3 separate regions of the Homo sapiens genome follow, and regions 2 and 3 are each linked to region 1. The links are chromatin contacts, found by Hi-C or POLR2A ChIA-PET in ENCODE. All regions are on one chromosome and are shown on one strand. Each heading gives the region's core, a stretch centred on a gene start or an enhancer-like site at or near the end of the contact. The rest is flanking DNA. Distances are from core to core; before and after follow the strand shown.

Region 1 (2,699 bases), core at 62-2,561:
GCTATGAGGGATCTGTCCCATGACCCACACACCTCCCACCAGGTCCCACCTCCAACATTGGCAATTACATTTTAACATGAGATTTGGGGGAACAAATATCCAAACTGTATCAGAGGGCTCCAACTTTTTACTAACTATCAACAGGAGGCCACTCTCAATTCCTAGAGGCTTCTAACAGTTCTTGGAGGCCACCTGCCACTCCTTGCCACATGGGCTTATACAGTATAGCTTTTTACTTCATCAATAATTTATAGAATTATAAAGAGAAATAAATCAATCTATCATCACAGTAGAATATTGGATCTGGTATTTGAATTTACCCTACTTATGAGAAATTAGCCAACTACTGTTTCATGGATGCTGACTGAAAATACAAGGCTCTTGGGTCAGAAAAAAAGGAATTATTTTTCATGGCAAGCAGCATAAGCATTAGCATACTTCTATCAGTTCTCTTTGCCCCCAAGTCTCATGAGGGAAACAGGATGGGCTCAGATGGGTGCATAATGTATCTCAGAAATTCAGACTGGGGAAGCCACTGCTTTTATTACAAGCAGTAGGTGAGTACGCAGCTTTTCTGGAGGCTGGGGGATGGCACTTTTTCTCTCAATGCTATCAGTGACATTAACAACCCCCAAAAATGGCCCAGGTAAAAGAAGGATCAGAGCTTTGCAGTATTGGCACACCCAGCAAAATACATAGGAATGCAAGAGGTCCAAGGAGAACTGTATCTCACAAAAGATATTTTTAGCACCACCTTCTCAGAAATTTATAGAAAAAACTACACAAAATATCAGTAAACACACAGAAGATCTGAAAAATATTATAAAATTTGAACGAACTGATATTTACAATACAAAATATTAAGTATAGCACTCATGGTATGTTTACTAAGAGCATTTGCAGGGCAGTTAAGCAAATCACAATATATTTAAAAGAAATTAAATTATGCAAGGTATATTCTCTGAGCGGAGTAAAATCAAGTTAGAAATTTGCAACAATAAGGTATTTTACTAGTCAGGGTTCTCTAGAGGGACAGGACTAATAGAATAGATGTAGATATGAAGGGGAGTTTATTAAGGAGTATTGACTCACACAGACATAAAGTGAAGTCCCACAATAGGCCATCTGCAAGCTGAGGAGCAAGGAAGACAGTCTGAGTCCCAAAACCTCAAAAGTAGAAAAGCCAACAGTGCAGCCTTCAGTCTGTGGCCAAAGGCTCCAGAGCCCCTGGAAAACCACTGGTGTAAGTCCAAGATTCAAAAAGCTGAAGAACTTGGAGACTGATGTTCAAGGCATGAATCATCCAGTGAGGGAGAAAGATTGAGGCCAGAAGACTCAGCCAGTCTAGTTCTTCCACATTCCTCTGTCTGCTTTTATCTTAGCTGTGCTGGCAGCTGATTAGATGGTGCCCACCCAGATTGAGGGTGGGTCTGCCTCTCTCAGTCTAGTGACTCAAATGTTAATCCCCTTTGGCAACACCCTCACAGACACGCCTAGGAACAATATTTTGCATTCTTCAATCCAATGAAGTTGACACTCAATATTAGCCATCACAGATACCCAGGAAAACCTTGAACATTTGTAAAATAACAACTCACTGATAAATAATTCATGGGTCTTAGAAGACATTGCAATGAAAATTAGATAATATTTTTAACAGTGATATTGAAAATACAATATGTCAAACTTGGTGATACAGAGCTAAAGCAGTGTTTAGGGGGAAAATAATGGCTTTAAATATTTCTATGTGAGAAGAAGAAAGTTCCAAATCAATGATGCACCTTAAGAACCTAGAAACAGTAGAGCAAATTAAACCCATTATGCATAGAAAAAAAAAGAAAAATATAGAGTAGAAATCAATGAAATAGACCAGCAACCAAGAAAATTTTAGAATTAAAAAGTGGATTCTTTAAAAGGAACAATAAAATTGATAAGCCCCTACTAGACAGAACAAGAAAATACAGAAAGATAGAGAGTGTGGGTAATATCAAGAACAAGTGATGGATTATCATGGCATATCCTATGCATATTAAAAGAGTAACAGGAGAATGTTAACGATAACATTGTGCCAAAAATTTTAACTTCTTGAAATACAGTTTACCAAAACTGACACCAGATAAAACAGAAAATCTGTGATCTCAGTGCAGGCAAAATTTTCTTAGAAAAGACATACAAATATACAATAACACTTCAATAGAGTTTTTGAATAAAATGCAGACTTGGGAAGTAGATTCTTGGTACTATATTTGTTTTCTAACCATAGAGCTTTAAATACATGCATTAAGAAAACTCTAGAGAATATCACAGAAAGGTTATGATGATTAAACACACTATGGAAGGAAGCTTCTGATATGGTTCCCAATGATCCCCACCACTTACTATTTACCCCCTCATGCGATCTACTCTTCTTTAGGGTAGGCTACACCTAGTCACCTGCTTCAAACCAACAAATATGACAAAAGTGATGAGATATCACTTGTGTCTTCAGGTGTCTTCTCCCTTGCTCACACTCTTTCTGGCACTCTCTTGCCCACTTTCTCACTTGCTCTGATGAAGCTACGTGTCACGTTGTGATATTTTATAGAGAGGTACATATAGCAAGAAATTGCATGAGGCCTGTAGTCAATAACTTATGAAAAACTGGCACCTTAGTCCAACTATGCATAAGAAAGCATTATGTCAACAATCTCATAGGTGAG
Region 2 (2,699 bases), core at 98-2,597, 240 kb after region 1:
GTGAAATTAGACAATATCGGGAAGCAATGACATCAACCCTTAAAATATCTTGGGTCCTCTTCAGAATCTATAATGACATCTTCTACTGCCTCTTCCTCTTATAATTAAAAATTTAATTTAATTTACCTTAAGCACCAATGTTCAAGGGAAATTTCTTATTAAATTTTATTGTACTTCTTATTTTCCAAATGTATAGCAACTTTTACCTCACTTTATATGAATGAATTTGGATATTGCTTCAAACTTCTTTCTTAAGCTCAAATACCTCTTTGGAGTTTATGTGCATAAAGTATGGGATAGAGTCATAAAAGCAGCTTTATTTCTATGTAGTTGATTGATTGGTAGAAGAAGTTTATTGCACTGCAGTCAGCATTATAAGCGTTACTGGACTATATTGCACTTAAATGCTTTCTCTGTGTGGGCTCTTTTATGTCTTTATGTATTTAATTTTATTTATTGCATTTCAGCTTTCTACTCCATGGCATGTCGATTTACAATATAGACTGTTGACTTATTTTAATATAAATTTAATAAATTTTAATAAAATTTTGTTATATATTTGGACATGGGATGTGAAAAACTTTTGTAGTGACAAACACTATTTCTGTTTTTGCCAAAACAGAGATAGTTTTGACAAAGTGACATAATCCCTATTTTACAGACTTTATTTATGATGGATATTTAATAAGTTTTACTAACTTTTCGAAAAATTTTCAGAGTGATAAATTTTCACAGAAAGTAGGGGTAAAAGCTTCTGTTCAACTCTGTCCCTGACTCAGATCGCCTCTAGCTTTTGCTTTCCTGTAGCAGAATTGAGAAAGGTGGGACCCCAGAAATCCTGGTCTTAGAAGAGCTGTGACCTCTCCCTAAAGAAAGAATGCGCTCTATAAACGAATACAGCTTACCACTCTACATTTACTATACAGTAGGGAATATGAGAAAATATAATAATAACTATAGTGCTTTAAGATTAAATGTGAGCTTAACCTTAATTAATATTTACAATATTTAAGTACTGGAGTTTTCTTAAAGCCACTCATTTGTTTCCATAGATTTCACTTTTTTCTTTTATACACCATATTTTATGTGTTTATGCATTTTTAACTTGTATAAATGGCATGATAGTTTAGACCTTTTATTTTCTTTTTTCTTTTGCTTAAACTATGTTTTTAAGATCTTTCCATGTTTATTTGTATTTCTAGTTCATTGCTTCTAAGCAAGGCATAATATTTTATGGTATGCATTTACCATACTTTACTTATGTGTTTTTAGGCAACCGTGTGAGTGATTCTTTCTGGATATACTCTGGAGACGAATTACTAGGTCATTGGTTACACCACTCTGATTTTTACTAAATACTGCCAGATTGTTCTCCAGAATGACTGTGCTAATTTCATTTCTACATTTTGGCTAACTCTTGGTATTACTCAACTTCTAATTTTTGTGACTCTGATGGATATAAAGGGGTATTTTAATTTGAACTTTTTTCTAGTATTAGGTTGAGCAATTCTTCAATATTTGTTCAGCTATTTGCATTCCAATCTGAATTCCTCTTCCTGTCTTTTGCTCATTTTTTTTTTTTCTATCAGGCTTCCAGTCTTTTCCTTGACTTCTTGTAAGAAACTCTTTTGGGGTGCCAATATTAATTCCTAATTAACTCTTGGTTTTGAAAAGTTCTTCCACCCTCCTGGTCTGTCAACCATTAGTCTATGGTAATTTTGACAAACAGAAATTCTAAATTTTGGTTTAATCTTTGCCCTACTGGCCTTTTTGGATCTTAACAAGTCCTTCTTCATTCCAAAGTCACAAAGATTTTTACCCATAATTGCTTTTATTAGCTTCATATTTCCTCCACTAATTTTTCCCATGAAAACTTTATTTTACTAAACTTTAGAGACTATTACATTCTCTCCTCAGAATTCAAATCTGAACACCTACATGATGTAGTAAACCAGCATTTGGGCGGAAAGTAATACGTGACAGGAAACCAGTTTTTCAGGTTTAACCTAAGTTTAGATTAAAAAAACTGGAGTCTGAGGGAGATTTTTTGAATATGTCTGCATAATTCTTTAAACAGGAAGGAAAAAATTGTAAGTGCTCATACCTCTTGACCTGATTCTGTGCCAGTAGCCTGGAGGCAGAAGTAGGTATTTAGTGCATTCAAACAGGTAGCCTTAGAGCAGAGAGATAAATGTTTGTATTTTCTTGGATAATGGAAATACCTTTATGTAGCAGGAGTTTACGTGCATTCCCTGTTGTGTGAATAACAATTTTATTTTTAAACATTTCCATTCCATTCTAGCCCCCTTTCCTTGTGTGCCTTTCACATAACAACTATATATTTTTGAGTTGTTGCAGTGTTAAAGTGGTAGCTTCATGGAAACTCTGAGCATATTTTTTTGCTCCACATTTTTATTTTTTGTGCATTTGTTGTCTCTTTAAGTTCTTAAATTAACCTAACTTATAAATCGAGTCCTATTAGTCTCCATTTATTTTCTATTGCCTGAAATTTGTGTCAAAAAACTCAGAGGATACAGCCCCAGAGGAAACAACCTATTTCCCAATTTTAGATGTTAATTCATTACTAAGCTTCTTGGATCTTAATTTTAATTTTATATTATATTTTGTTGTTTGATCCTACATCTCACCTTAAAAATGTGGTCTGGGAAGAGTGATTACTGGGGGTATTAGCCTATGCC
Region 3 (2,699 bases), core at 94-2,593, 190 kb after region 1:
AGCAAAAATATTGTTGAGAGATTATTATACACTCACTCCTCACATTTCCATAGTAAAGAAAGGGAGCATCCTCTGCACCTACCAGGAGGAGGCAATATTGATTAAGAACATTTTTAATCCCTCCTGTTCCATAAGGAAAATAGATCGACACACGGCCATGAACAAGACTGTCCTAGCCTTTATGGAAATGTTTAGTTTAGTTTAGGATCTATTTGTCTGGTGTATGCATGGTTTCTGCTACTCTTTATGGCTTCGCACACACAAAAATCATGTCTGGGTCAGGATCAAGGGCCTGCCTTTGCAAAGCAAATCTAGAAGGCTGTCTTTCTATATCCCAGTTCTCTGAGTTCCATGAGGGCAAGCATGGAAAAGCATGTGTCACAGACCAGGTTGGTATCACTTTGCAAATCCTATTTTACCTATTGGGTGGAAGCCAAGGTCAAATATTGGGAAAGTGGAGTAGGAAGGCTAATTTTGGCCACAGTTCTAAGCCATGATACAAACTTTATTTAGCAAATTGGTTATTAATTTGATCTCTTTCTGACTTCCTCCACTCATGGAGTGTGTTACTTACCATTTAATAATAATGCTATAAATGAATGACTGGTATTGGATGAATTTACTGGATGAATAAATAAATGACAGGTGTTGATCGCTTCCAATATTTCAGGGTAGCTTGAGAGAAAACACTTAGAGGGAGCTTTTCTGATTTTCCAGCTGAATTTTCTAAAAATCATAAGCAATCCATTAATAATACTAATCTGATAGAATTGAATAAAGAAATCATTTTCTCATGCTCCCTGTTTCCTTTCCTCTTAGCATGGACCCAGCAAGCAGTTTCTTCCATAATCAAAGGACCTTAGCTACTTGATAAACTGTCTCCAGCTAGCTTGCTTTACTAGAGCTTACCAGATGCTGGGTTTGCCGATTTCTTTAAATGCTACAGTTACATATATATCAATAACTTTCCTATAGTTCCAAATAAATCACCCACATTTATCACAAAACAATTACTTTCAGTAAGAACTTGGGACTGCCAAATAGAAACAAATTTTTAAAAACCTCAGTACATCAAAAATAAAGCAGACAAATCTATTTTATGATAACATAGGAATAGCACTTATTTATCCTTGACAATAGAGAATTTAAAGCAGAACCATTATGCAGCTTTGCTGTTCCCTTTTATAAACGATAAACATTCAACAAGACTTTATGGTCTTTACTGTGTTTTGAGCATGATTGCAGACTTTCAGCTAAAAGATAATCAGAACCTAAATTTGAAGTTGAGCTGTAAACCATGATACCATTGGAACATTTCCTCTGACCCACTCCAGATAACATTCCAACATCGTGAATCACCTTGGCAGTGTTTTGACTGTTGCCTTTCTCAATTGCATTCCCAGCAGAAAATGCTTTTATTTGACCAATTCAATCTTTTCAACTTTCACTTACCAACAATAGCTGATTGCTGTTGTCAAAAAAACCATGTCATAATAACAATGCACTAAACTCTTAACCTGCATGTTAGCTGCATATGAAGAGCTGTTGGAATTGAAGCAATCCTGCTGTGGATATAAGGGTTGGAAACATCATCTTGTTAGCTCTCCTTTCTCTTTCAGAAATTAATATTATCTGTTACATTTTTAGCTGAGGCATCATCTTGGGAGGGGGTTAGCTGCAAAAGTAGTAATCTACATTTTCACCAATATTTAACTATTGGTAGAGAATTTTAGACTTCACAGATTAAGAGTCTTTGTGAAATGATGAAACAAACTTTTATGTGCTTTTGAAGACACATGGAACGTAATTTCTATTCTTAGCAACAGTATTAATTATTATGATAGGAATTGCATTTTAGTACCTAATTTTCTGGGCACTGTCTTGGGTGCATTATCTAATCTGATTCTCATAACAACTCTGTCAAATAGGAATTATTATTTACAGATGATAAAATAATTCTGTGGAAAAAAAATTCTCCTTTTCATACAGCCAATAAGTGTAAAGATTACAGATTAAAAGATTAAATACTGTGTTTGAATTACTACCCTTTGCCTGAACACTTTCCATAGCTATTTTTTCCTCTAAACATTTCTGGCATCAGGACTTAGATCACTCTTCCCTGTACTGAAATGCAGTAAGACTTCCAGGATTTGGAGCGAGAAAAACCTCAAGGACTAGTGTATGAATGACCAAAAAGAATACTTTAGGAAAAATGGTTAGTTACTTCTGGATTTACTGAGCTTGGCATGAGATACCCTCTCCTAGTGCTAGTTACTCTCAAGATGCATCCCAATTTTCCATTTGGAAAACATAGCTTCCATAATAATAGCCCTAGCATACTCAATGAATTTGTTGAACAGAAGTGCATCCATTTTTAGCAGAGGTACTTCAGCAGATATTTTGGGGTATGTTTTGTGGGGGCTATTTGTAGTTCCATACGTTATGCTGTGTAGGTGGCTATCAATTCTGCTGCTTGGTAATCTTGGCCCCAAAGTTATACTGTTTCTAAGAAAAACAAACAAACAAACAAACAAACAAACAAAAAACCTTGGACCTTCTGGAGAGTACAAAGAGCAGTATTCTGGTTCCGGTTCCCCAGAAGTGGGAGAAACCAAGTAAGAAAAGAACCCTGCTGAAAGGACTGGTGCATAATCAGGTAAAAGTCTTTGACAGCAGGGACTTACACTTACACATGAGGA

The links. Hi-C counts contacts between places; a loop is a spot of excess contacts on that map. ChIA-PET counts read pairs that join two places held with the same protein, here RNA polymerase II (POLR2A). Pooled maps may share reads with other maps.
Region 2: a map of PC-9 shows a loop between it and region 1 (11-fold over the local background). The contact joins two enhancer-like sites. A Hi-C loop is called at or near these places in 2 of 168 maps with a recorded cell type or tissue (PC-9 and naive thymus-derived CD4-positive, alpha-beta T cell), 2 of 37 single-sample maps with no recorded cell type and 1 of 50 pooled maps. POLR2A ChIA-PET finds 5 or more read pairs at or near these places in 1 of 52 experiments (common myeloid progenitor, CD34-positive).
Region 3: a loop to region 1 is called in a map of PC-9, with 3 times the contacts of the local background. The contact joins two enhancer-like sites. A Hi-C loop is called at or near these places in 1 of 168 maps with a recorded cell type or tissue (PC-9). POLR2A ChIA-PET finds 5 or more read pairs at or near these places in 2 of 52 experiments (PC-9 and WTC11).

What each region holds. Positions count from the first base shown.
Region 1 is chr7:114,900,645-114,903,343 of GRCh38, forward strand. No RefSeq gene overlaps it. Among named protein-coding and RNA genes, the nearest start is that of MDFIC, 20 kb to the right of the region's middle. Within about 2 kb of position 1,312, at least 2 of the 41 ENCODE cell types and tissues checked have a DNase peak (open chromatin) inside an H3K27ac peak, as active enhancers do.
Region 2 is chr7:115,144,289-115,146,987 of GRCh38, forward strand. All of the region lies in intron 2 of LINC01392 (long intergenic non-protein coding RNA 1392), which reads right to left. Among named protein-coding and RNA genes, the nearest start is that of LINC01393, 67 kb to the left of the region's middle. Within about 2 kb of position 1,348, at least 4 of the 41 ENCODE cell types and tissues checked have a DNase peak (open chromatin) inside an H3K27ac peak, as active enhancers do.
Region 3 is chr7:115,086,253-115,088,951 of GRCh38, forward strand. The region is part of intron 1 of LINC01393 (long intergenic non-protein coding RNA 1393); the gene reads left to right. Among named protein-coding and RNA genes, the nearest start is that of LINC01393, 8.6 kb to the left of the region's middle. Within about 2 kb of position 1,344, at least 4 of the 41 ENCODE cell types and tissues checked have a DNase peak (open chromatin) inside an H3K27ac peak, as active enhancers do.